Regions from separate parts of the Homo sapiens genome. Here region 2 is linked to region 1. A link is a loop called in an ENCODE intact Hi-C map of the cell type or tissue named here. Cell type or tissue: HepG2. All regions are shown on one strand. Links, peaks and the distances in the headings refer to the core of each region. The heading gives the core; the rest is flanking DNA. Region 1 has its middle 71 kb from the start of TXLNB. Region 2 has its middle 240 kb from the start of MIR3668.

Region 1 (12,717 bases), core at 3,153-11,152:
CATGTATCAGTTGTTTTCATTTTAGCCATTTGGAAGCGTATAGTAATATCTCACTGTCGTTTTTTTTTTTGTTTGTTTTGTTTTGTTTTTGAGACAGAGTCTCACTCTTTCTCCAGGCTGGAGTGCAGTGGTGTGATTTTGGCTCACTTCAACCTCCACCTCTCGGGTTCTAGCGATTCTCATGCCTCAGCCTCCTGAGTAACTGGGATTACAGGCACACACCACCACACCTGGCTAATTTTTGTATTTTTAGTAGAGACAGGGTTTTGCCATGTTGGTCAGGCTGGCAAAACTCCTGACCTCATGATCCTCCCACCTCGGCCTCCCAAAGTACTGGGATTACAGGCATGAGCCACCACACCTGGGATCTCACTGTAGTTTGTTTTGTTTTGTTTTGTTTTGAAACAGAGTCTTGCTCTGTCTCCCCAGCTGGAGTTCAGTGGTGCAATCTCAGCTCATGGCAACTTCCACCTCCTGGGCTCCAGGAATGCTCATGCCTAAGCCTCCCGCGTAGCTGGGACTATGGGCGTGCACCACCATGCCTAGCTAATTTTTGTATCTTTTGTAGAGACGGGGTTTTGCCATGTTGCTCAGGCTGGTCTTGAACTCCTGACTTAAGTGATCTGCCTGCCTCAGCCTCCCAAAGTGCTGGGATTACAGGCATGAGCCATGCACCTGACCCTCATTGTAGTTTTAATTGGCCTTTCCTGATGACTAATGAGGTTGAGCACCTTTTTCTATAGTTATTGGTCAGGCGTATAGCCTCTTTCGTGACATGCATATTCATGATGTTTTTTTCCCTCATTTCCTATGGTTTATCTGTTTTTTCTTGTTCATGTGTAGTAATGCTTTATATTTCTGGAAAGCAGTACTTTATTACTTAACAATTACAAATCAGTTCTGCTATGCTGTGGTTTACCTTTTTATTCTCTTAATATACTTTGATTAAAAGAATTTATCAATTTTAATAGTGTTCAATTTATCAATCTTTTACCTTTTTTGACAAATACATTTGTATTTTGTTTTTGTCATCTTTGTGCTACTTTAGTCATAAATTGAATGTTCAGGTGTATGTGTGTCTTTCTCTCTCTCTCTATCTCTTTTTTTTTTTTTTTTTTTTTTTTTGAGACAGGGTCTCACTCTGTGGCCCAGTCTGGAGTGCAGTGGCGTGGAGCAATCTCAGCTCACTGCAACCTCTGCATCCTGGGCTCAAGTGATCCTACCACCTCAGCCTCCCGAGTAGCTGGGACTACAGGCACGCATCACCAGCCTGGCTAATTTTGGTATTCTTAGTAGAGACAGGGTTTCTCCATGTTCTCCAGGTCGGTCTTGAACTATTGTGCTCCAGCGATCCACATGCCTCAGCCTCCCAAAGTGCTGGGATTACAGGTGTGAGTCACCGCACCTGACCTATGTGTGTCTTTTTTCTAAACTCTATTCTGTTCAGTTGATTTGTTTATCCTTGCACCAATACCACATAATTTTAATTACTGTAGCTTCATAATAAATCTTTATAGCTGATAATGTAAGTCTTCCTGCTTTGGTGTTCTTCAAAGTATTCTTAACTTCTTAGCCCTTTTACTTTCATATATAATTTAGAATCAGCTTGTCAATCTACACACACAAACACACACACACTGGGGTTTTCATGGGGATTGAATTTAATGTATAAATCAATTTGAAGAGAATTGAGGTTTTCACAATATTGAGTTTTCCAATCCAGGAATGTGGTAAATATCTCAATTTATTTAGTTCTTCTTTGACTATTTTCAGTAACATTGTATATTTTCTTGGTGTCTTTGTTTATTTTTCATTAGGTTTAATTCTAGATGTTTGATGTTTTATGATACAATTGAAAATGACATAGTTATTTAAATTTCACTTCCTATTATTGTTTGCTGCCGATATACAAAAATATAATTTTTTTATGTATTGGCTTTGTAGCTAGCAACTTCATCAGATCCACTAGTTAATTACAATAGGCTATTTGCAGATGTTTTTGGATATTCTAAACACACAATCATGTCATCTAGAAATAATGGCATTTTTTTCTCCCTTTCCACTCATTATCTCTTTTATTAATTTTTCTTGCATTATTGTACTTGGAAGAACTTCTTGTAGAATTTGAATGTTTATGGTGATACTGGGCTTCTTAGCTTATTCCTGATCTCAAGGGAAAGCTTACATATTTTGCTATTAAATAGAATGTTTACTCTATGGCATCTGTAGACATTTTCTATCAGATTAAGGACATTCACTTTTATTCCTAGTTTGCTATGAGTGTTTGTCATAAATAGGTGTGAATTTTGTCAAATGCATTTTCTGTGTCTATTTAGATAATCATGATTTTTCTCTTCTGTTAACAAGGTGGGTTACAGTGATTGATTTTCAAATGTCAAGCTAACTTTACATTTTTAGAACAAATTCAGGTTGGTAAAGAAGTAATATTCTTTTTACATTACTGGATTTGGTTTGCTAGTATTTTGTTTAGGATTCTTGCATCTATGTTCATGGGAGAGATTCTTTGTAATTTTCTTTTTTTACAACGTTCTTGTCATTATAAGTTGGGAAGTATGCCTTACTTTTCTATCTTGGGGGAAAAGTTTGTGTATGATTAGTGTTCTTTTTTTTCTTAAATATTTAGAAGAATTCTTTGGTTAAGTTATCTAGATCTGGAGTTTTTTGTGGAAAGGATTTAAATTGTGGATTTAATTTTCTTTAATATATTTTCCATTTTCCCTGTCAGTTGTGGTATGCTATATTTTTCAAGATATTAATCTATTGCATCTAAATTTTCATATTTATTGGCACAAATTGTTTATTCTCTTAATTTAAAAAATCTTGTAATATCTGCAGTATTTTCCACTCCTGATAGTAATTGTCTTCTCCCTATGTCTTATCAGAACGCTATCAATTACAATGTTCACAGACCAAATATTTTTTTTTGAAGTTTTAAATATTTATTTATTTATTAATTATTATTATACTTTAAGTTTTAGGGTACATGTGCACAATGTGCAGGTTAGTTACATACATATACATGTGCCATGCTGGTGCACTGCACCCACTAACTCGTCATCTAGCATTAGGTATATCTCCCAATGCTATCCCTCCCCCCCTCCCCCCACCCCACAATAGTCCCCAGAGTGTGATGTTCCCCTTCCTGTGTCTGTGTGTTCTCATTGTTCAATTCCCACCTATGAGTGAGAATATGCAGTGTTTGGTTTTTTGTTCTTGCGATAGTTTACCGAGAATGATGATTTCCAATTTCATCCATGTCCCTACAAAGGACATGAACTCATCATTTTTTATGGCTGCATAGTATTCCATGGTGTATATGTGCCACATTTTCTTAATCCAGTCTATCATTGTTGGACATTTGGGTTGGTTCCAAGTCTTTGCTATTGTGAATAGTGCTGCAATAAACATACGTGTGCATGTGTCTTTATAGCACCATGATTTATAGTCCTTTGGGTAGATACCCAGTAATGGGATGGCTGGGTCAAATGGTATTTCTAGTTCTAGATCCCTGAGGAATCGCCACACTGACTTCCACAATGGTTGAACTAGTTTACAGTCTCACCAACAGTGTAAAAGTGTTCCTATTTCTCCACATCCTCTCCAGCACCTGTTGTTTCCTGATTTTTTAATGATTGCCATTCTAACTGGTGTGAAATGGTATCTCATTGTGGTTTTGATTTGCATTTCTCTGATGGCCAGTGATGGTGAGCATTTTTTCATGTGTTTTTTGGCTGCATAAATGTCTTCTTTTGAGAAGTGTCTGTTCATGTCCTTTGCCCACTTTTTGATGGGGTTGTTTGTTTTTTTCTTGTAAATTTGTTTGGGTTCATTGTAGATTCTGGATATTAGCCCTTTGTCAGATGAGTAGGTTGCGAAAATTTTCTCCCATTTTGTAGGTTGCCTCACAGACCAAATATTGGCCTTTGTTCTTCTCTATTTTATTTTCTCTATTGTACATTTGTTTTCTATTTCATTCATTGTGTTAATTTCTTCATACTTAATTTGTTGTTCTTTTTCTCATTTCTTGAGCTAGAGTCTTAGATCATTAATTTTCTTCCTTCCCCATCCCAATAAATGCATTTAAGACTACCTAAGAATGGCTTTAACTGCATCCCACAAGTTTTGATCTACTATGTTTCTTATCACTCCATTCAAAATATTTTTAAATTTTCTCTGTGATTTCGTCTTTCACATATGTTTAAAAGTGTATTGATTCATTTCTAAACATTAGACATTTTCTACTTTTATCTTTTAATTAATAGTTTAATTGTGTTACAGTCATGGACTATACTATATGATTTAAATCATTCGAAACATGTTGAAACTACATAGTTTTGCATACAGTCAATCTTGGTAAATGTTCCGCCTGCAGTTGTTGAGTGCAGGCAGTGTTCTATATGTATCAGTTAGGTCATTTTATTAATCCCGTTGTTCAAATCTTCTTTAACCCTGTTGATTCTTCATTTGTTTATTTATTTTTGGTCCATTGACCAAAATATTGACCAGTTTTTGGTCCATTGACCAATAAATTTGGTCCTATCAGTTAAAGCTCTTACTATCAGTGTAGTTTTTGTTTTTGTTGTTATTGTTGTTGTGTTTTGAGATAGAGTCTTGCTTTGTCACCCAGGCTGGAGTGCAGTGGCGCAATCTCGGCTCACTGCGATCTCCACCTCCCGGGTTCTAAGCGATTCTCCTGCCTCAGCCTCTGGAGTAGCTGAGATTACAGGTGTGTGCCACCAGGCCCGGCTAATTTTGTATTTTTAGTAGAGACAAGGTTTTGCCATGTTGGCCAGGCTGGTCTCAAACTCCTGACTTCAGGTGATTCACCTGCCTCGGCTTCCCAAAGTGCTAGGATTACAGAAGTGAGCCACTGCACCCAGCCCATTGTAGATTTTTATATGTCTCCATTTTGTTCTATCAGGTATTGTCTTATTATTAGGTGTATAAAAATTTATACTAGCGATATCTTTATGTTGGATTGGCCACTTTATTATGAAATATCTATTTTTATCTGTAGTATTGCTTATTGCCTTAAAATCCACTTTGTGTGATATAAGTATGAGCTTATATAAACATGATATAAACATGATATAAGCTGATATAAACATGAGCTTTCTTGTGGTTAATATTTTCATGCTGTATCTTTCTCCACACTTTTATTTTCAATTTTCCCAAATTATTTGAATTTGCAATATGTACTTCTGTACAATATAGAGTCTTGTTTTATGTTGTTTGCTTTATCTAGTCTGACAATTTTTGTCTTCTAATTAGAGATTTTGATTCATATGTATAAAATTAAACTCACCACCTTGCTATTTATTTTATACTTGTGCCATCTGTTTTATGTTTATTTTTATTCCTTTCTTTTTAAATTTTTTTGGACTTTGGATTATATATTTTTATTATATTCCCCTCTCTGTTAGCTATTTTTAGTTATTCAATCTTTCCTTAAGCTTTTAGTGGATACCATAGGCATTTCAACATTCATCTCTGACTTATTAAAGTCTAATGAAAAATATTATTTTGCCACTTCCTGGCCAAAGCAAAGCCTTAGAACATTTTAACGCCATCTAATCCTTTACTCCTATCTTCTGATTCATCATCCAGTTTATGATCATTCTCTCTTCAATTATATCTAAGCCACTGTTATACCAATCCATTGAGTTCTTAATTTCAGCTATAATATTTTCCAGTTTTAGACATTGTATCTTATTTTTTTATAGTTTCCAGTTTTCTTGTACAATGCTCTATCTCATCATTTAATTTATTGAATGTACAAATCATCATTATCTTAAACTCCACGTCCGATCATTGCAATATCTGGATATCTTAAGTGTTTTTTACCTTGGTTTTCAGCAATTTTGCCTAGAGATATACCAGATATTTTTTGTTCGAATGCAGGGCAGTTTCTGGAGAAAAAAAAAGAAAGAAAGAAAAATGGAGATGATTTAAATCTCTGGAAAGTGTTATCTTCCTGAAGAGAGTACTTATTTTAGCTTCCAGCAGGCAGTTAAGATGGAACCAATTATCTTACCCAATCATAAACTGAGGTGATTTGAAGTTGGGCTTCAGACTTTTTAGGGAACTTTATTTTCTGCAGTGTAATTGTTTGAGGGTCCCAACTAAAAGCATGGAGTGTTTGCCAGGGCCCTAAACCATTAACTAGCTCTAAAATCCAATTTTTGTTTCTGATGCCCCATGAAACTGTGGGATGCTTTGCTTAGCGTCTCATCCTCTCAGTCACAGGTTGCATATTTGCAAGAGCGTTCAAGGGGAAAACCAGTCCCAATGTTACTTCATTTCTCTTTTTGCTTTTCTTGACCATTTCAAGTTTTTGTTGCCTAGCTAGCTCTCCAGTGCCTTCCAACAGACATTCTACCTGTTTTATCAAGTTCTCCTAGTTCTTGGATGCAGGGTTACCCTGCAACAACTGATTCTACCCTTACAAGAAGCAGAATTCCCATCCAGCTTGTCTCTTGAGCATCAATTTCATTATCTTGAGATTCTGAAGATGCATCGTATTTCCTTTGAGCTCTAGTATTTGGGCTCTATGATTTCGGCTCCTCTGAGTTTCTGTTTTATTTAAGAGCCAGCTATGGAGGACCAGGTTTGTTATTTTAGCTAAGATTTTGACCTTTATCATTATCTGATATAATGCAAATATTAAAGGTCAACCACGGTTGAAACTGGGCAAGTAAGTTTTATCCTATGTGCCAAAGAATCTGTCTGAGACCAAAACTGGTCTGGAAGGAAAGTGTGCCACAATAAGTTAATAACGCCAACCCTAGAAGGAGGGGAAGGGGCAGCACATATGCCAGGCATTTGTCAGACGCAGATATGATGACACACATATGGATCCAGCTCTCCGAGGAGCTACTTTGTATCCACTTAAATTTGAGAGACTCATGGCTACCTCACTCCTGCCTCCCTTTGGATGGTATACAAGGATTCACTAAAATGGCAGATATTCACCCCATAAACTAAAGTACTAGCAAAAAACAAATCCCAGTGACTTGTGGTTTCCCATCACTTTGTGTGAGAAGTTTGAATTAAATAGAAATTAAATAGTCTGTTCAGGCTTCTATAACAAAATACCATAGACGGGGTGGCTTACAAACAACAGAAATTTATTTCTTGCAGTACTAGAGGCTGAGAAGTCCAGTATCAAGGTACCAGCAGATTCAGTGTGTGGGAGATCTGCTTCTTCATAGACAGCCATCTTCTCATGGTGACTTCACATGGCAGAAGGGGCAAAAGATCTCTCTGAGGTCTCTTCTATAAGGGCACTAATCCCATTCATGAGGGGTCCACCCCCATGATCTAATTATCACCCAAAGGCCCCACTTCCTAATACCATCAGTTTGAGAGTAAGGATTTCAACATATGAATTTGAGGGGGACACAGTCAGTCCATAATATCAGTTGAGATTCAGCTGTCAGGAAATGAAGGGTAATTACGGTGACCATATTTTCTAAACCGCAAGTGAAAATGCAGTTGGACAAAGCCTAATACTCTTATATCAGCAAGAAAACAGAACATTAGAAATCAAGACTGACCAGGAAAAGCCAGCTCATAGGTATAACAAATATAATTCTGCCACCAGTTCAAGATACTCTAGATTTTTGCTGACTTGGTTTCAAGATGGGTCTTTAGAGAGTTTTCCATATTGATGAGATTTTCCAGCCCAGAGTTATAAGAAGGAAAGGCCTGCCTGCCGTCTCAGCCTCCCAGCTGCTCCCAGACACATCTGTGGGGAACCAGATAACTGACTCCTAACCTGCTTATTTTAGCCCAGTGGCTTCGCTTCCTGACGTCTCCAGTCTCATGGTCACATTCCAAAGGCCCTCACTCTGAAACTGCCTGCAAGCAGGGACAAACAGCAGCAGCTGCCACCGCACTGATAATGGGTTTGTGTTGCTGCTTGCCCAGAAAGGCTGCTTTGAGCTGATGATTTGCATTCCTGCTTGCCCAAACATACAGCCTCCGTGCGGCTGCCAGCTTCTGCACAGAGAGAACAGCAGTGCCACCTACTGAACCGCTGGAGATGTAGCCAGTGACTTGGTCAGCTCAGGCCTGCTTGTCACTAAATCTGGCAGGACTGTATACCCAGCAACTGGACTGAAAACCACCTTTGTACAGTGATTAAGTAGGCCTCCTCTTCTGCCAACTTGAGTGATTGTTTACCACTGTTAGGCTGAAAAAGTCTCAAGGAAGTTTATTTTTCTCTGAACAAATGAAACCAAATTGCAGTTGGGATCCAGGCTGTATCCCACTTCAGTGAGAAATGGGCAAGCCAGCAATTGTGGAGTTGAACATTGAATACAATTAGTGAGTACTTACCCTGTGCTAGACAGTGGGTGAGGCACCGGGATAGAAGTATGAATGAACTACACTAGACAAGCAATAGAAAGATAACGAACCTATACCAGTATTCCACAATTGACAAAATATACTCAAAGAACTCAGCCACAATTTACACCACAGAGAGTATATCTCCAGGGATGGAATTTGGGGGAACCAGCTTTCTATTTTCCCATGGGTTCCATTGCTGCTGTTGCCAAGCTGAGATCCAGAAGCCATGATGACTTCTTCAATGGTTTTTTGGGTTTTTATAAATCATCAATTAACAAATAATATTATGGAATCTTTTTTTTTTAGACAGAGTTTTGCTCTGCCACCCAGGCTAAAGTGCAATGGTGCAATCTCAGCTTACTGCAACCTCCACCTCCCAGGTTCAAGCGATTCTCCTCCCTCGGCCTCCCAAGTAGCTGGGATTACAGGCATGCTCCACCATGCCTGGCTAATTTTTTGTATTTAGTAGAGACAGGGTTTCACCTTGTTGGTCAGGCTGGTCTCGAACTCCTGACCTCAGATGATCCACCCACCTTGGCCTCCCAAAGTGCTGGGATTACAGGTGTGAGCCACCACGCCTGGCCTATATTTGGAATCTTCTTCACAAAATTGCTGCTTTGCAGATGCCCTAAGTATCTGCTTGGCCTTCCTCTTGGAAAATCTTACCTGGACAACTCTCAAAGTGCTAAATCTTTTTGCAGTATTCACAAACTCATCTATGTGTGTTAATAGCACATTTCTGACAATTATTAATAAAGTATATTTTATATGTTTTTGGTGTCTAATAACATCAGAAAACCTTACTTAAATATGTGCATACATACAAACGTACTTGTACTTGCTTATGTAAGTTAGTAATTAAGCACCCTATTAAGTCGAGAACCCAACACATACTGAATTGGTCACACATTTGCTGCTGAGCAGCAGAAGCTGAACACCCTAAAGGGGACCCTACCATACTGAAAGACACTAATGCTTCAGCCACCGTGTACAGCTGCCATCCAATCATAGTCTAATGAGTTATGCAGGTGTGACTCCTCCTCTAAAAGGAGAGACCAGGTAAATACAAATTATTGGAAATGGGCAAATCAGTGTCATGTTGGACACAATGTTCATAGCTTTAAGACTGATTGCAATATTCACAAACTAAGCTAAAATTTCTTTTTCTTTTTTTTTTTTTTTTTTTTTTTGAGACTCTTGCTCTGTCGCCCAGGCTGGAGTGCAGTGGCATCATCTTGGCTTACTGCCACCTCCGCCTCCCAGGTGCAAGCGATTCTCCTGCCTCAGCCACCCGAGTAGCTGGGATCACAGGCAACTGCCACCGTGCCCGGCTAATTTTTTGTATTTTTTAGTAGAAACAGGGTTTCACCGCGTTAGCCAGGATGGTCTCGATCTTCTGAGCTCGTGATCTGCCCTCCTTGGCCTCCCAAAGTGCCAGGATTACAGGTGTGAGCCGCCACGCCCAGCCTAAGCTAAAATTTCTTAAACTACTACTGTGAAAATTATATGTGAAGCAGGATGAAGCAGACGTTAATCCTGCTAAAGTGTCTGGTATTTTACTATGATTTTAGTTTTGAAGTGGGCAATAATTTAAATATTATGCATTAAATATTTACATTAGCTCTTATTTTCACTCATAAATATTCAGTTGTCATATTTCCTACACATCCCGACTCCCTTCTTTTTGCAAGCTTCTGTGCAAAGTGGCTTTGCAAACATGTTTCCACTCAATCTTTCAGCTGCTGACTTCATAGATTTTTCTTATATGACTTATTCTTTGATTCCCATGATGCAGTCAAAAGGGAGGTTTTCAAGTACTAAATGTGTAAGCGCAAGGCTGCTGTCAGCTGCTACAAGTCCACATTTAGCCATTAGGTCTGCTGCTAGGAGAACAGGCACACACCACCCTGGACATCTCTCAGAACCTTCCACAAAATTCTGAGACCACTCCAGGCCTCATTCTCGCCAAAATACCTGCACGGTTCTAAGGATAGGCATTGTAGCTTATCTAGGTCCCTTTGTTTGAATTTTTATTTTATTTCAATAGTTTTTGGGGTACACGTGGTTTTTTGTTATGTGGATAAGTTCTTTAGTGGTGATTTCTGAGATTTTGGTGCATCAGGTACACCCGAGCAGTGTACACTGTACCCAATATGTAGTCTTTCATCCCTAACCCCCTCCAACTCTTCCCTGCAAGTCCCCAAAGTCCATTATATCATACTTATGCCTTTGCATCCTCATAGCTTAGCTCCCACTTATAAATGAGAACATATGATGATTGGTTTTTCATTCCTGAGTTACTTCACTGAGAATAATGTCCTCCAGCTCCATCCAAGTTGCTGCAAAGGCCATTATTCCGTTCCATTTTATGGCTGAGTAGTATTCCATATTGTCTATATACCACATTTTCTTTTTTTAAAATTATTATTATTATACTTTAAGTTTTAGGATACATGTGCACAACGTGCAAGTTTGTTACATATGTATACATGTGCCATGTTGGTGTGCTGCACCCATTAATTCGTCGTTTAGCATTAGGTATATCTCCTAATGCTATCCCTCCCCCCTCCCCCCACCCCACAACAGGCCCCAGTGTGTGATGTTCCCCTTCCTGTGTCCATGTGTTCTCATTGTTCAATTCCCACCTATGAGTGAGAACACGCGGTGTTTGGTTTTTTTGTCCTTGCGATAGTTTGCTGAGAATGATGGTTTCCAGCTTCATCCATGTCCCTACAAAGGACATGAACTCATCATTTTTTATGGCTGCATAGTATTCCATGGTGTATATGTGCCACATTTTCTTAATCCAGTCTATCATTGTTGGACATTTGGGTTGGTTCCAAGTCTTTGCTATTGTGAATACTGCCGCAATAAACATACGTGTGCATGTGTCTTTATAGCAGCATGATTTATAATCCTTTGGGTATATACCCAGTAATGAGATGGCTGGGTCAAATGATATTTCTAGTTCTAGATCCCTGAGGAATCGCCACACTGACTTCCACAATGGTTGAACTAGTTTACAGTCTCACCAACAGTGTAAAAGTGTTCCTATTTCTCCACATCCTCTCCAGCACCTGTTGTTTCCTGATTTTTTAATGATTGCCATTCTAACTGGTGTGAGATGGTATCTCATTGTGGTTTTGATTTGCATTTCTCTGATGGCCAGTGATGGTGAGCATTTTTTCATGTGTTTTTAGGCTGCATAAACGTCTTCTTTAGAGAAGTGTCTGTTCATATCCTTCGCCCACTTTTTGATGGGTTTGTTTGTTTTCTTGTAAATTTGTTTGAGTTCATTATAGATTCTGGATATTAGCCCTTTGTCCAATGAGTAGGTTGCAAAAATTTTCTCCCATTCTGTAGGTTGCCTGTTCACTCTGATGGTAGTTTCTTTTGCTGTGCAGAAGCTCTTTAGTTTAATTAGATCCCATTTGTCAATTTTGGCTTTTGTTGCCATTGCTTTTGGTGTTTTAGATATGAAGTCCTTGCCCATGCCTGTGTCCTGAATGGTATTGCCTAGGTTTTCTTCTAGGGTTTTTATGGTTTTAGGTCTAACATGTAAGTCTTTAATCCATCTTGAATTAATTTTTGTATAAGGTGTAAGGAAGGGATCCAGTTTCAGCTTTCTATATATGGCTAGCCAGTTTTCCAAGCACCATTTATTAAATAGGGAATCCTTTCCCCATTGCTTGTTTTTGTGAGGTTTGTCAAAGATCAGATAGTTGTAGATATGTGGCATTATTTCTGAGGGCTCTGTTCTGTTCCATTGGTCTGTATCTCTGTTTTGGTACCAGTATCTCTGTTTTGGTTACTGTAGCCTTGTCGTATAGTTTGAAGTCAGGTAGCGTGATGCCTCCAGCTTTGTTCTTTTGGCTTAGGATTGACTTGGCAATGCGGGCTTTTTTTTGGTTCCATATGAACTTTAAAGTAGTTTTTTCCAATTCTTTGAAGAAAGTCATTGGTAGCTTGATGGGGATGGCATTGAATCTATAAATTACCTTGGGCAGTATGGCCATTTTCACGATATTGATTCTTCCTACCCATGAGCATGGAATGTTCTTCCATTTGTTTGTATCCTCTTTTATTTCATTGAGCAGTGGTTTGTATTTCTCCTTGAAGAGGTCCTTCACATCCCTTGTAAGTTGGATTCCTAGGTATTTTATTCTCTTTGAAGCAATTGTGAATGGGAGTTCACTCATGATTTGGCTCTCTATTTGTCTGTTATTGGTGTATAAGAATGCCTGTGATTTTTGCACATTGATTTTGTATCCTGAGACTTTGCTGAAGTTGCTTATCAGCTTAAGGAGATTTTGGGCTGAGATGATGGGGTTCTAGATATACAAT
Region 2 (12,717 bases), core at 1,968-9,967, 1.2 Mb before region 1:
AATATGTGTGAAATAAACTACTTCCTTAACAGGTAAAAATCTGAAACTCATTAGTTAAGGAAGGTCTTGCCCAAGGTCACAAACTAGTGAATAGTAGAAGTTAAAAAGAAGATGTTAAAAATGATGTTAGGCTGGGCATGGTGGTTCATGCCTGTAATCCCAGCATTTTGGGAGGCCGAGGCAGGTGGATCACCTAAGGTCAGGAGTTCAAGACCAGCCTGGCCAACATGGTAAAACCCCGTCTCTACTAAAAATACAAAAAAAATTAGCCGAGCGTGGTGGCAGGTGCCTGTAATCCCAGCCACTCAGGAGGCTGAGGAAGGAGAATCGCTTGAACCTGGGAGGGGGAGGTTGCAGTGAGCCCAGATTGTGCCATTGCACTCCAGCCTGGGCAACAAAGCAAGACTGTCTCAAAAAAAAAAAAAAAAAAAAGAGGCTAAAAAGAAAACAAAACAAAACAAAAGCAAGGGTGGTTGTTATTTATTATATGCAAGGCAATGTGTCTACAGTGCGGACTTTTGAATTTGGGAATATCAGAAATGTTAACTGGCAGAAATCACACTAGTGAACTGCTAGAAACAGTCGTAATTTTCACCACTTGCAAACTTTGGAAAAATTGATGGCTTTAGTGTTGACATTCTACTAAAACAAATGTTTATATATTTCTCTATATGTTTTCTATTTCTGTAAAGAAAAAGATAAATTCTGCATGTGGCTTGGTCTCTCTATAATAGAGTACAACTTATAGAAAGTAGTTATTATATAACTTAATAATTAAAAATAAGGTGTGCCCCAACTAGCATCTAGCAAATAAAATTATTTTTAAAGTAAAGGTACAGAATATGAAGTTAAAGTGAATTTTACTAGGCATTAAGTGTTATGTCCTTTGAAGAAATCAACTATGCATCCTGATTCTCTCACATTTAAGACAGTCAAAATTTTCTAGTATCTATGAGTGAAAATTGAGATGATTGAATATGAACTCAGACAATGCAACTCAGCAAAAAGAACTCTGCATGTGAGAGTGAAGAGACCTAAATTCTATTCTGCCATCCTCAAGGTCACAAAGTAAGTTTCATGGCAAATGTAATTTGGCTTCTCCAGACTTCTAGCTTCCCAATTGTACAATGATCGAATTTTTGCTTAATCTTTCCTGGCTGACTCCATAGGGTTTAATGAGGCACAGGAGAGCTTGGGAAGTAAATTACTCTTCATTCATCATTTACTTATTCTCTCATTCACACTTTCATTCATTTGTTCACCAAACATTATTAAGCAATGTATATTTGCTCAAAGATTAATAAGATTAATAAGACACCATCCAGTGACACATATGGAAATGGATAAGTCCCATTTAAAAGCTGTATAAAGGATGGAAAAACTAAGTCTGAAGCAGTGAGAGAAGGCTTCTACTTTGAAGTTTTTTAACTCAGGATGTAGAATACGGTGTTCATTTATTATTTAATCCCATAAGTAAAGAAAGCATTTATTCTGTGCCAAATTTATGACAGGAATTAGGACATGTGCTGAGGATTCAAAACTAACTTCCAACAGACTTTACCATTAGGAGTTTATGGCCTATAACTAATAACAACAGGTTATATATTTGAGCACAGGTTTCTGTAGAGACACAGATTTGGATCACCTAACCAAAATTGGGAGTCAGAAGTCAGGGAAGATGTAACAAACCTATGATATTTGTGTCTGGCCAGTCAAGGGTAGGATGATGTTTAAGAATTTGTACTTCTTCTCATATCAACACCCCAAAGTTCCCTTGGAGACCACCACTTCTGCCCCATCAATCCACTGTCCAAGTAGTGCTCCACTCTAAATTCCACAGGTTGACATAATGCCTTAGGCCAGGACAATCACACACAGCCTGAATCCTCCTGGCTAAAGTGACACTTCAGCAGTAAGCATATTATCCAGGCCTACAATTCCAGCAGCCCAGAACACTAATTGATTCAGGGATAGATATGGGAACCAGATTAGTTGACATATAGTGACTCTCAAAATGTTTACAGGTGATACCAAGAAGAAACTGGGCTTGAATCTATTATCTCACAGACTGTGAGCTGCTAGAAGCCATCCTACTGTCACTTGTGACTAAATGTAAAATGAAAGAAAGCAGAACAAGGAATGGAGTGGGCCAGGAAATAGGTGAGAGCAACACAAAAAAAGCAATTGATATAAAGAAGTTATAGAAAGATGAACAACACAAGAGAGTGTTTGAGACAAACATTTTCCCCCATGAATGTTAGAAAAAATAAATTTGGAGGACAAAAGCAAAAGATTATAGTGCAGAAAAATTTTTGCAGGGGAGTGATAAAGTGATTTTTTGAAAGAGAATTGTCTTTTTGACTGTGGAATAAATTAAGCAAAGGAAGACTGGAGGCAGGTAAATGAGTGAAGGTGCTGTGGATGTCATCCAGGAAAGAAAGATGACAGCCAAAAGTTAGGCGGAAAGACAGAGAAGAGAAAGGAAGAAAGGGCCAGTATCATAAAGTACAATTAGCAGGATATAGAGATTGAGAATGATAGGAATGCAGGCTGGATTCCAAGTTGTCTCTTGAGAGGAAGAATGAATAATGAGATCAATCTCCAAAATAGGAAATACAAGGAATGGAGCAACCGTGAGTGAAAAAGATAGAGTTCTCCTTTAATCATGTTAAACTTTGAGTACTTAGATTTTTGCAAATAGAGACTTAATAGGTAATTTAAAAGTTTGTGGCAGAAAATTAGGTTTTGAAATTTTTTTCCAAATCATCTATAAAGAGTTACGTAGGTAGATGAATTAAAATGGAATATATATGTAAGATAAAATGAGAGAAGTTAAGATTGTGACTCCAGGAAAGAGATAAGAACATACAGTCAGAGACTGCCAACAGAGGAAACTTGAGTCCTGCAAGTCAAGGGGAAGAGAGAATGGTTCAAGTAGGAAATAATCAATACTAGTACACTCAGCAGAAATGTTTTTTTAAAATAAATAACCATGGTATTTGCAATAAAGATATCATTGGCAGTATTAATTAAAGTTGTTTTAGTGAAAATATTTTTTTCACTAGATTCAAAAATAGAGGAATGAGGAGAGAAATAAAGATATTGACAGTAGATGACTAGTTTAAGAAATGGTAAAAAAAAAAAAATCCATAGACGGTAGTGGCTTGAGTGTAGCATAGGAAAGATTTTGGTGTTGAGTTTTTATTGTTTGCTTATTAATGTGGGAGTAGGTATATTTTTATGCTGCCCGGAAAGATGCAATTGGAAAAAAAATGCATGAAAATATGGGAAGGAAAAAGCTAATAAAGGGAGGCCCATGATGAAACAGGAAAGAATCACTCTGAAATAACACATGAAGAAAAGGAATTAAGCATAAGAAATAGGAATGGGACTAGAGTTTTCTGGGTGGTCTGGGCCTGAGTATGGAGGGGGAGATGGTGCTGTGATTAAATGCACCTGGTAAAGATGTGGAGAAATGGAAAGGCATAGCAACACAGGGAATTGAAGATAATACTTGTTCAATTAATAGATTTAATGAGTGAATGAATGAATGAAGGAATGAAATGCAATGAATTTGAACCAGAGATTTGGACACAACTAATGTTCCAGGTGAATGAATGAAGGACATTTTAGTCAAATGTAAGAATGAATGAATGCAAAGATGTAGAAGAGTGAAAGATCTTCCTTGTTTCTCTCCAGGAGTGCAAGGTGCAAAGTTGAGTGTAGTTTAGGGTGATGATTGAAATTAAGACTGACGAAGATCTCTAGAGATAGATTGTAAAAAGATTTGCATTTAGAAGTGGGGTGTACATATTTTTACTTTCATGAAAGAATCTTTAAGCAGGGGAAGGACTTTGTCAAATTTCTTTTTTAAGAACATAATACCAACAGCTCTGCAAGAACTGGTGAGTTTAGACGGAGAAAAAGTCTAGATTCCTAAGCATTTCTGAGATAAATTCTACATTTGATACCTAAAGAAATGTGTGTCATAAAGACAGAGATCAGTAGAGTATGACTATAACACAAGAGGGAGTTTTAGAAGGTATATGTTGAATCAAGACTTCCTCTAAAGCCCACTTGGATCCTCTGCTTAAGTAAAAATATGCTTATTTCAAACAGTCAATTTTAAAGGTAAAACCAGTGAGTGTATACCATGCACTTAAAATGATTTTGAAGATCTACGATATTCCAGACATTGTACAAAACACTAGAGATATGAATAAAGCTCAATGTTTGCTCTACGACATCTTCATAGCCCTCTAATAATAAATAACGTAGTCAATAAAGACAAACTGATGTGTGAAAGGCAATATTAGAAATATTCATATGGTAGTATGAAAACACAAAAATGAACACCCAACTTTTCTTATGTGCATAAAGAAAAGTTGCACAGAGCTGAATTTGAATAATAGCTCAGAGGATAAGCTATAGTTTTCATAGGAAGATAAAGGGAATGATAAGGGGAATAGCAGGGAGAGTATGCATCCCATTTGAACAACAAAATGCCTTCTTAGACCAGAGGGAGAAGCAAGCTTTAGGAGTGTTTATTTATGGAGGAGACTGTAAAGCTAGTAGATGTGGACAGTCTTGAATGCAATGTCACTGTCTTTTTTTTCTGTTGTTTCAGTCTGTACTGCTAAAACAAAATACCTGAAACTGGGAAACTGATAAATCACAGAAATTTCTTTTCTCACAGTTCTGGAAGAGGGGAAGTCCAAGGTCAAGGTGCTAGCAGATTTTGTGTCTGGTGAGAGCTGCTCTCTGCTGCCAAGATGGCATCTCTTGGTGAGTCCTCACAAGAAGGAAAAGAAAAGCACAAAAGAACACCTCCTTCAACTTTTTTTCTTCTTTTTTTTTTTTTTTTGAGATGGAGTTTTGCTCTTGTTTCCCAGGCTGGAGTGCAATGGCACCATGTTGGCTCACCACAACCTCTGCCTCCCAGGTTCAAGCGATTCTCCTGCCTCAACCTCCAGAGTAGCTGAGATTACAGGCATGCACTGCCATGCCTGGCTACTTCTGTATTTTTATTTATTTATTTATTTATTTATTTATTTATTTATTTATTTATTTGAGACAGAGCCTCACTCTGTCACCCAGGCTGGAGCGCAATGGCGCGATCTTGGCTCTCTGCAACCTCTGTTTCCTGGCTTCAAGCGATTCTCCTGCCTCAGCCTTCTGAGTAGCTGGGATTACAGGCGCCCACCATCACGCCTAGCTAATTTTTGTATTTTTAGTAGAGATGGGGTTTCCCCATGTTGGCCAGGCTGGTCTTGAACTCCTGACCTCAGGTGATCCACCCGCCTTGGCCTCCCAAAGTGCTGGGATTACAGGCATGAGCCACCGCGCCTGACCTACTTCTGTATTTTTAGTAGAGACAGGGTTTCTCCATGTTGGTCAGGCTGGTCTCGAACTCCTCACCTCAGGTGATCCACCCGCCTCGGACTCCCAAAGTGCTAGGATTACAGGTGTGCTACTGAGCCCGGCCCCTTCAACTTCTTTTATAAGGCATCACAAGGTTTCTAATCCCATTCATGAGGGATCCACACTCATGACAACTACCTCCTAAATGTCCCACGTCTTTACATATGATCAGAGTGGCAATTAAGTTTCTATGTATAAATGCTGGGAATGCATTTAGACCATAGCACCTATGAGGATTATGATGACGATACTAATGATGGGGATCATGATTGAGATGACTATAATGAATATTTATTAAGTACTTACTATGGCCAACAGTTATTGCACTACACATTTATAGAAAGTCATTCATGTCTTTCCCTTGGGCAGCCTGTAAGTTCAATATTAACACCATTTTACAGGTAAGGAAGATGAGGCACAGAGAGGTTGAATAAATGGGCCAAATTCATCAACTGCTAAGTGGAAGAGCCAGCACTTGAAGCCAGACTGTCTGCCTCTGTAACATTAAACACTCAATCAGACTGACCCTGATGGATATGGGGAAGATTTTAAGTGTTTAATGCAGAATGATGACATAAATGACTTGCTTATTTAGAACAGTAACTCTGCAGTTGAAAGGATGAATTAAATGTTGGGAAGTGGTTATTAAAATGCTGTTGCAGTGGTCCAGGTAGCCAAATATAAGAACATCACTATGGTTATTGTAGTGAGGATACATAAATAAAGGACAGATTGGAGACTTCTTGAGCAACCAGAATTGGCAGAACCTGTTGATGGATTGGGGTAATTAACATTAGGGCACACACAAAAAAAGGAAGGTAACATTTCATCTCCAAACTAGAAAAAGATAGATATGATTTAGTTGGGAAGATGAAGAACTTTGAGCATATTACCTGCAAGATACTCAAACAAAACTCAGTAGGACACAATTATACTTGCAGGGTGAATCTCAAGAGGAAAAGGATTTAAGTGCAGATGTGGTAGCCATCAGAGGAAAGAAGTTATTTTAAGATATGAGTGTGGATATCGTTTTATAAAGAAGGGTGAAGAATGACAAGAGAAAAGGGTTACATACAGACGATCTGTGGAGCAGCTGACTAAGTGATGTGCAAATTAGACTGGCAAGGAAAGACAAGAGTTAGAAAGAAAACCAGAGGAAAGAGATGCCCCAGAAACAAGAGAGAAGCAGGAAAATATTACATTATCACTAAGTCTAAGGTTTTAGGGCTCCTCAAGAGTATCCTTTGGAATTGATCATAATGATGCCCCCAGTGATCCTAAGGAATGCCCTGAAATGCGGTAGCTGGAGCTAGTCCCAATCGCAAGGCACTAAATTTTCTTCCATGAGCAGTTCAGTGCTAGTGACGAAGGGAGCGCCTGACTGATGCACAAAGATGACAGCTATGTGGCCAAGAGACCAAGACTATGAGAAAATGTTCCATTCTGGCCCTGCCCCCAGATGGAGCTGTATGCTCATCAGTGGAGCGATAAAATGCCATGGCCTGGGAGGCGGGGGAGGAAAAGTTCTCTGTAACTCTTACCATTCAAAAGTTTGTCAAGGCATCATTTTTCTTCAGAAGCAGAGAAGTCTGTCCCCTGTTGTTACTTGACAAGTATTAACTAAAAGCCTACTCTGTGCCTTAGGCTGGGAAATACCTTCCTACTATACTTAGAGTAAGAAGAAGAGGAAGATTCTCAGAAGGTATTTACAACTTACTCAGTAACTTCCCAGATTTAAATTACTTAGAAAAAGCAATATCAAGTCTGTAATCTAATATGTAATTGATACAGGATACACAACTTCAGGGGAATTGTGATGTCCTGAAATATTCTTTCAAATGCAACAGAAGGCACGAAGTATAATTATAAAATGACACTGGTTTCTACAAATCAAAGGAAAAATTGGTCTTTGTTCAAGGTCACACATTACATTCAATTAGATGTTTGTATTTAGGAGGCTATCCCGACCCACACATGCTTTCAGCTTACAGACCCACACATGTGCAAAGAAACACAGAACTCAAAAAATCATAAAAATCATAATGTATAAATTTTTCAGAGCTATTAATTTTTCATATGAAATTTTAATCCATTTCTTTTATAACCGGTAGTATTAGATCTCATATTTCTGTTTCATTCCCTTTCCTCACTTTGAAGCAGTTGATATATTTACATGAAAATGACCTCTTTGTTCTTTAGAAAATCATCTCAGGCTTATTCTCTACCCAGAATTACAATAATCCTATATTTGTGACATCTTAATCACCTCCACAGCAACCGATTGTGAGGTTAGAAACAGAGGATTAAAACTTCAAGTGGAAAATAAGAAGCAGGAATTGATGAGTTCTTAACAAACCAAGATTTTTTTTTTCTTCAAAATAAATTACTCCAAGGAACAAGAAAGGATTTTCAAACGAGGACTATGAAGAATATAGAGAAATACAGCAGAGCTGTTTATCAAAGTTTTCCTTGGTATGTCAGCAGGTCCTTTGGAACTGACAGTGCTGATCTAAACATTTCAATAATAATAGAAGTGTTAACAGTGATAGGAACAAATAATATTAAACACTGTCAACTGCAGCATTTCATTTTCACTGGCCTGACAACCACTGCTGCAAAAAATGAAATGAGGAGAAAGAGACTTAACTGTTGAGTCATTGCAAATAAGACTCTATTAACAATACTAGCAATGGGAACAAGGGTATTAAAATGAAAGAAAGCAAGAAAAAAATGAAAGAAAAAGAGAAAGGAGAGAGCAAGAGCGGGGGAGGAGAAAGAAGGAGAGAGGGAGGGAGAAAAAAAGGAACTCAAGCCTGACTCCTGTCTTTAATAGTGAGTGCAAGTTTTGGGTTTCTTTTTGTTTATATTTTTACAGGATACATAGAAACAAATATGTAATAAATAAAAATGGAAGTGTGTCATATTATTGAAAAATAAAACCTGCCTAAAAATATGTAGGAAACTGATGTTGATTCTTTAATGTTGGCCCCATCTCCACCTCACCACCGTGAACCAAAATAACAATCTACTTATTGAAGAGGACATGTCACCTTTGAACTAAATATCTCGGTCTTGTCTTAGTGGAACATGGCATCACTTACACAAACTTAACATAAATGCCTGTTCAAGAACAACGTATTTGAACATTAAATATTTCAGTAACTTGTAATGTTATAATGAATGGTAATAAGCATTATGAATATGAATAGTAGTAATATCTGTTAATAGTTAAATTTGAATATTCATTTTGATATATCTTTATTGTATTTCACAATAAACTTAAAGTAAGACATAAAAACATATGTAACACATAGAATTAAAAATATGTTGCCAAATACATGGATATAAAGTTTTCACTGACTTCCCAATGGGATAGTCAATAGTTAATAAACATTTTGAGCCAATTTCAAAAATTTTATATGTAATTAAGATTATTAATTTAGGTACATGCACCTATTTATAATAATGGACTGAGAAATATTCTAGTGATTCAAGCGTTATCTTTTCCACTCTTCACATGTCAAAAATTATATCTTTAAATTGTCGTGTGTGCAATCACCATCCTCCTAGACAACATCTGTTATCTAAGAGAAGCATGGATGTGCATTTGCTATTCATGCTAACAGGCAGCACTTGTTGAATTCAAGTGTAATGTTCTCATAGAAATTTTAATCTCGCCACAAAGATGTTACTATGAACATTACAACAGCTTTAAAAACATCCTCTAGGTTGGATATTTTTATTAAAGGTCTAAACTCCTCTACTTAAAAAAAATGGATACTTTCATATTATCTTGAAATCATATACAACTACTTTCAATTGAATTAACTTATGACTAATATACCTTACACAAACATCAAATTATTCTAAATATTAAAATAAGTAGAGTGATGTGAGATTTTGTTTTTAGGGACTTAAATTAAGGACAATGTTTTCTTTTCTGAAACTTGTCTTTGCAAAAGAAAATTTCTGGTTTATATGGTTAGAAAATTTGAGAGACATACAAATGGAAAAATATGTGAACAGAATAATAAAACCAGAGACACACTTTGCACACACAATCACTGCCTTATGGACTAGTATGTCACAAAAGCCTTGGTTTCAGCTCTAAATTTTGAATCAGAAAAAGCAAAAAGAGACACAATCGTAAATTTATAATTCCTGAAATATACAAACAAAACAAATACTTTTGAATTTTCATACAGAGTACACACATTTTTTGATGATTTTCTGCTATATGATGTACATATCTTACAACACGACAGTGTGGTTGTAATTTCCATTGTATTATATTATTCAATTTAATTGTATGAATATAATTGGGCTCCTGCCACATCCTCAGCACTGTTCTACAAGCTCTGAACTCTAGTAAAGGTGCATGTTATAGGGGCGAATCACTTTACTTCAAGTGGGTAGAATAGTTTCATTCTGTATCTCCTCTCTCCCTAATTGAGAAGTTCTGTGCCTGGCAGGGATGAAGGTAAGATGTTCCCAGAAAATTTCTTTCCTTTTCTTGGAAGCTTCTCTCTGATGTCTACTAGCACAACTGTGCTATAAGGACAATGTCTAAACACTATGCCTTGCCCCAGCTGACACTGTGAAGAGCTTGAATTTGGTTCTGATTCTGTCTAATTTTGTTTGAACTCAGAGAGGCTAAGCACAAATACTACAGCAATGTTTACTAACTTTCTCAGTCTCCAAGCTCCTCCAGAAATCCCAGGCTCTCCACAAAGTATGCCTTGTAGGGATAGAGGTGTCTGCACTCAACCTCCGAGACCTGATCTGTCAGGACTTGTTAGAGGTCACATACCAGATGCTGCTCAGCAAATGACTGAAACATGATAGTGACCTGAGTCTCATATCACGTAGTATGTTTCTCCCTCTAAGTCCACAACCTCACTTGCAGGCTTTGATTTTTTTTGAGGGCTTTTTTTTTTTTAACTTAAATATCCCTGGTACTTTTGCATATTTTTTTACAAACAACATTAAAGCATGATTTCTATGAAGAGAATAGATATGAAGAACACAAATTACAGAAAGCCACGATGCTCTCAGGATTTCCCCATCCACACCCTGTTAATTTGGGGATCTACCTCTCTACCGCCTGAACATCAGCAAGGCTGGAGCTAGGGTCTGAGATGATGCTGTAAGCTATTATTATTAAACAGAGAGTACAATTTAGTCTAAGAGTCAATGAAGTCATTTTTGTGCCCTAAAGAACGATTAAGCTATAGCCAGGCAAAAATGTTGAAACTTTGAGGGGATGAAGGTGGAAATTGGTGGGATGATAGAAGTGAGAGGAGGACTGAAGAATTAACAAGTATTTCAGAGTATTTTCCCCAAAGTGTGCTTACTATTTTTACAGAGAAAATTTACACTGGAGAAACTTTGCAGACACTATTTTAACCAAGAGACCAATGTTAACATCACCAAAAATAGAACAAAATAGTGTCATGTGCCTACTGATAGAATGAACTGGAAATGATACAGTAACAGACCAATGCAAATTAAGAGGTATTCCACTAAATAAGTAGGCTTTACTCTTTAAAGTATCAAAATAACATAAGACAAAGAAAGGCTGGGTGCAGTAGTTCACACTTGTAATCCCAGCACTTTTGGAGGCTGAGGTGGGAGGCTCACTTGAGGTCAGGAGTTGAAGACCACCCTGGGAAATAGTGAAACACCGTTGCTACAAAAGAGAATAAAAAATTCACTAGGTGGCATGTGCCTGTAGTCCTAGCTACTGGGGAGGCTGAGGCAGGAGGATTGCTTGAGTCCAGAAGTTTGAGGTTACAATAGCTATGATCACACCACTGCACTCCAGCCTGGGCAACAGAATGAGACCCTGTATATAAAATAATAATAATAATAATTTTTAAAAAGACATAGAAAGACTGAGGACCTATTCCAGATTGATAGCCAAAGAGCAGAAAAGAAAACATAACACAACCATGTGCTGGACTCCGGGTGACGACATTTAACTAGTCTACAGATTCGGTAATAATATTGTATCTAGTGGTAATTGTGTTGTGAAGATACACAATGATGTTCTTGTTTTTAGGAAGCACATACTGAAGTGTAAAGGGTAGCTTAGTGTGGGCTCATTTCAGAGTAAGATTCTCTCGGTGCCCATAGTCCTAGGGGAGCCTCACACTTTTGTGGGCTTTACCTCTGGAATCTCCACCCAGTTCTTGTGGTAAAAAAACAAAACAAACAAACAAAAACCAGAAAAATTGACTCCTGGTTCTAGCCTGAGGAGAAGAGTAATCCTTGTGAAATGTGCTGAGAGCCTTCTGCATAACAAAGGCCTACACTCTCTGGGGAAACAAAACCTTACCAGAGCCTTGTCCTGGAGCTATGAAGAGGTGCATTCCTCTCACTCCACTAGCATTCCTGTCTCAACTAAGACGAAGAAAAAAAAACCACATATATAAAAAGAAACACTTGTGAAGGTCATGGGCCAGGGACACAGGAGCATTAAAAGACTGAAGTTAATTGAAAAATTATACAATCTTCTTCTCTACCTTACTGCAATTACAACAAAACTTTTGTTTAATAATGGTGGATTACAGAGCTGTAAGACATAGACTTTCTGCAAGGAGGAGCACTTACAGAAGTTCAAAGTCAAGAGGGGAGACAAAAACAAGGACCGTAGAGGAGTTTGAAGCCTCTGGCACATAGAGCTACAACAAACATTGAACAAAGCCCAAACACTAGCCAGATTAACATAAATCCTCACATTACAGGTCTATTTACTTGGCTTCCTATTATGCAATACAACAAGTCCAGTTTCACAAGTAAATGAATGGATGGCATGTCAACAGCAAAAAGGAAGAAAAAGAAACAAGAAAGTAAACAACAAAATAATAACAAAGTCTGAAGAGTCAAAGCAAAGATCAGACCCAGATTCAGGCATGTTACAAATATTGTAATTATCAAGCCGGTAATTGTAAATGTCTATGATTAATATGTTAGGAGATCTAACACAAAAAGTAGACAACATGCAAGAACAGATGGTACAGTAACCAGAGAGACAGAACTCTAAGAAAGAATCAAAATAAAATGGTGGAAATGTTAGAAGCATTTTTACACAAGTAGAAAAAGCCTTTGATGTGCTCATCAGTAGAATCGACACAGCCAAGGTAAGAACTAGTGAGCTTGAATATAAATCTATAGAAACTTCCCAAATTGAAATTAAAAAAAAAAAAAAAAAAGAATAAAAACAAAAGACCAGAACATCCAAGAACTGTGAGACAAATTTAGGGATATAACATAAGATGTAACTAGAGTAAAAGA

What was found. A loop is a pair of places that touch in the nucleus more often than their neighbours do. Peaks named below come from ENCODE experiments on the same cell type or tissue, not always from the same donor. Only the 100,000 strongest peaks of a DNase experiment are listed, where the experiment ranks them.
Region 2: it touches region 1 in a loop (22-fold over the local background); 5 of 110 quality-filtered maps call a loop at or near these places.

Annotation. Positions count from the first base shown.
Region 1 is chr6:139,214,711-139,227,427 of GRCh38, reverse strand. It overlaps a transcript of TXLNB not described here. Among named protein-coding and RNA genes, the nearest start is that of TXLNB, 71 kb to the left of the region's middle. In HepG2, for the core only: a CTCF peak has its summit at 8,036 (motif pointing left); a DNase peak (open chromatin) is centred at 8,017.
Region 2 is chr6:140,435,646-140,448,362 of GRCh38, reverse strand. No RefSeq gene overlaps it. Among named protein-coding and RNA genes, the nearest start is that of MIR3668, 240 kb to the right of the region's middle. RefSeq lists an enhancer at 11,626-12,623. In HepG2, for the core only: a CTCF peak has its summit at 6,881 (motif pointing right); a DNase peak (open chromatin) is centred at 6,892.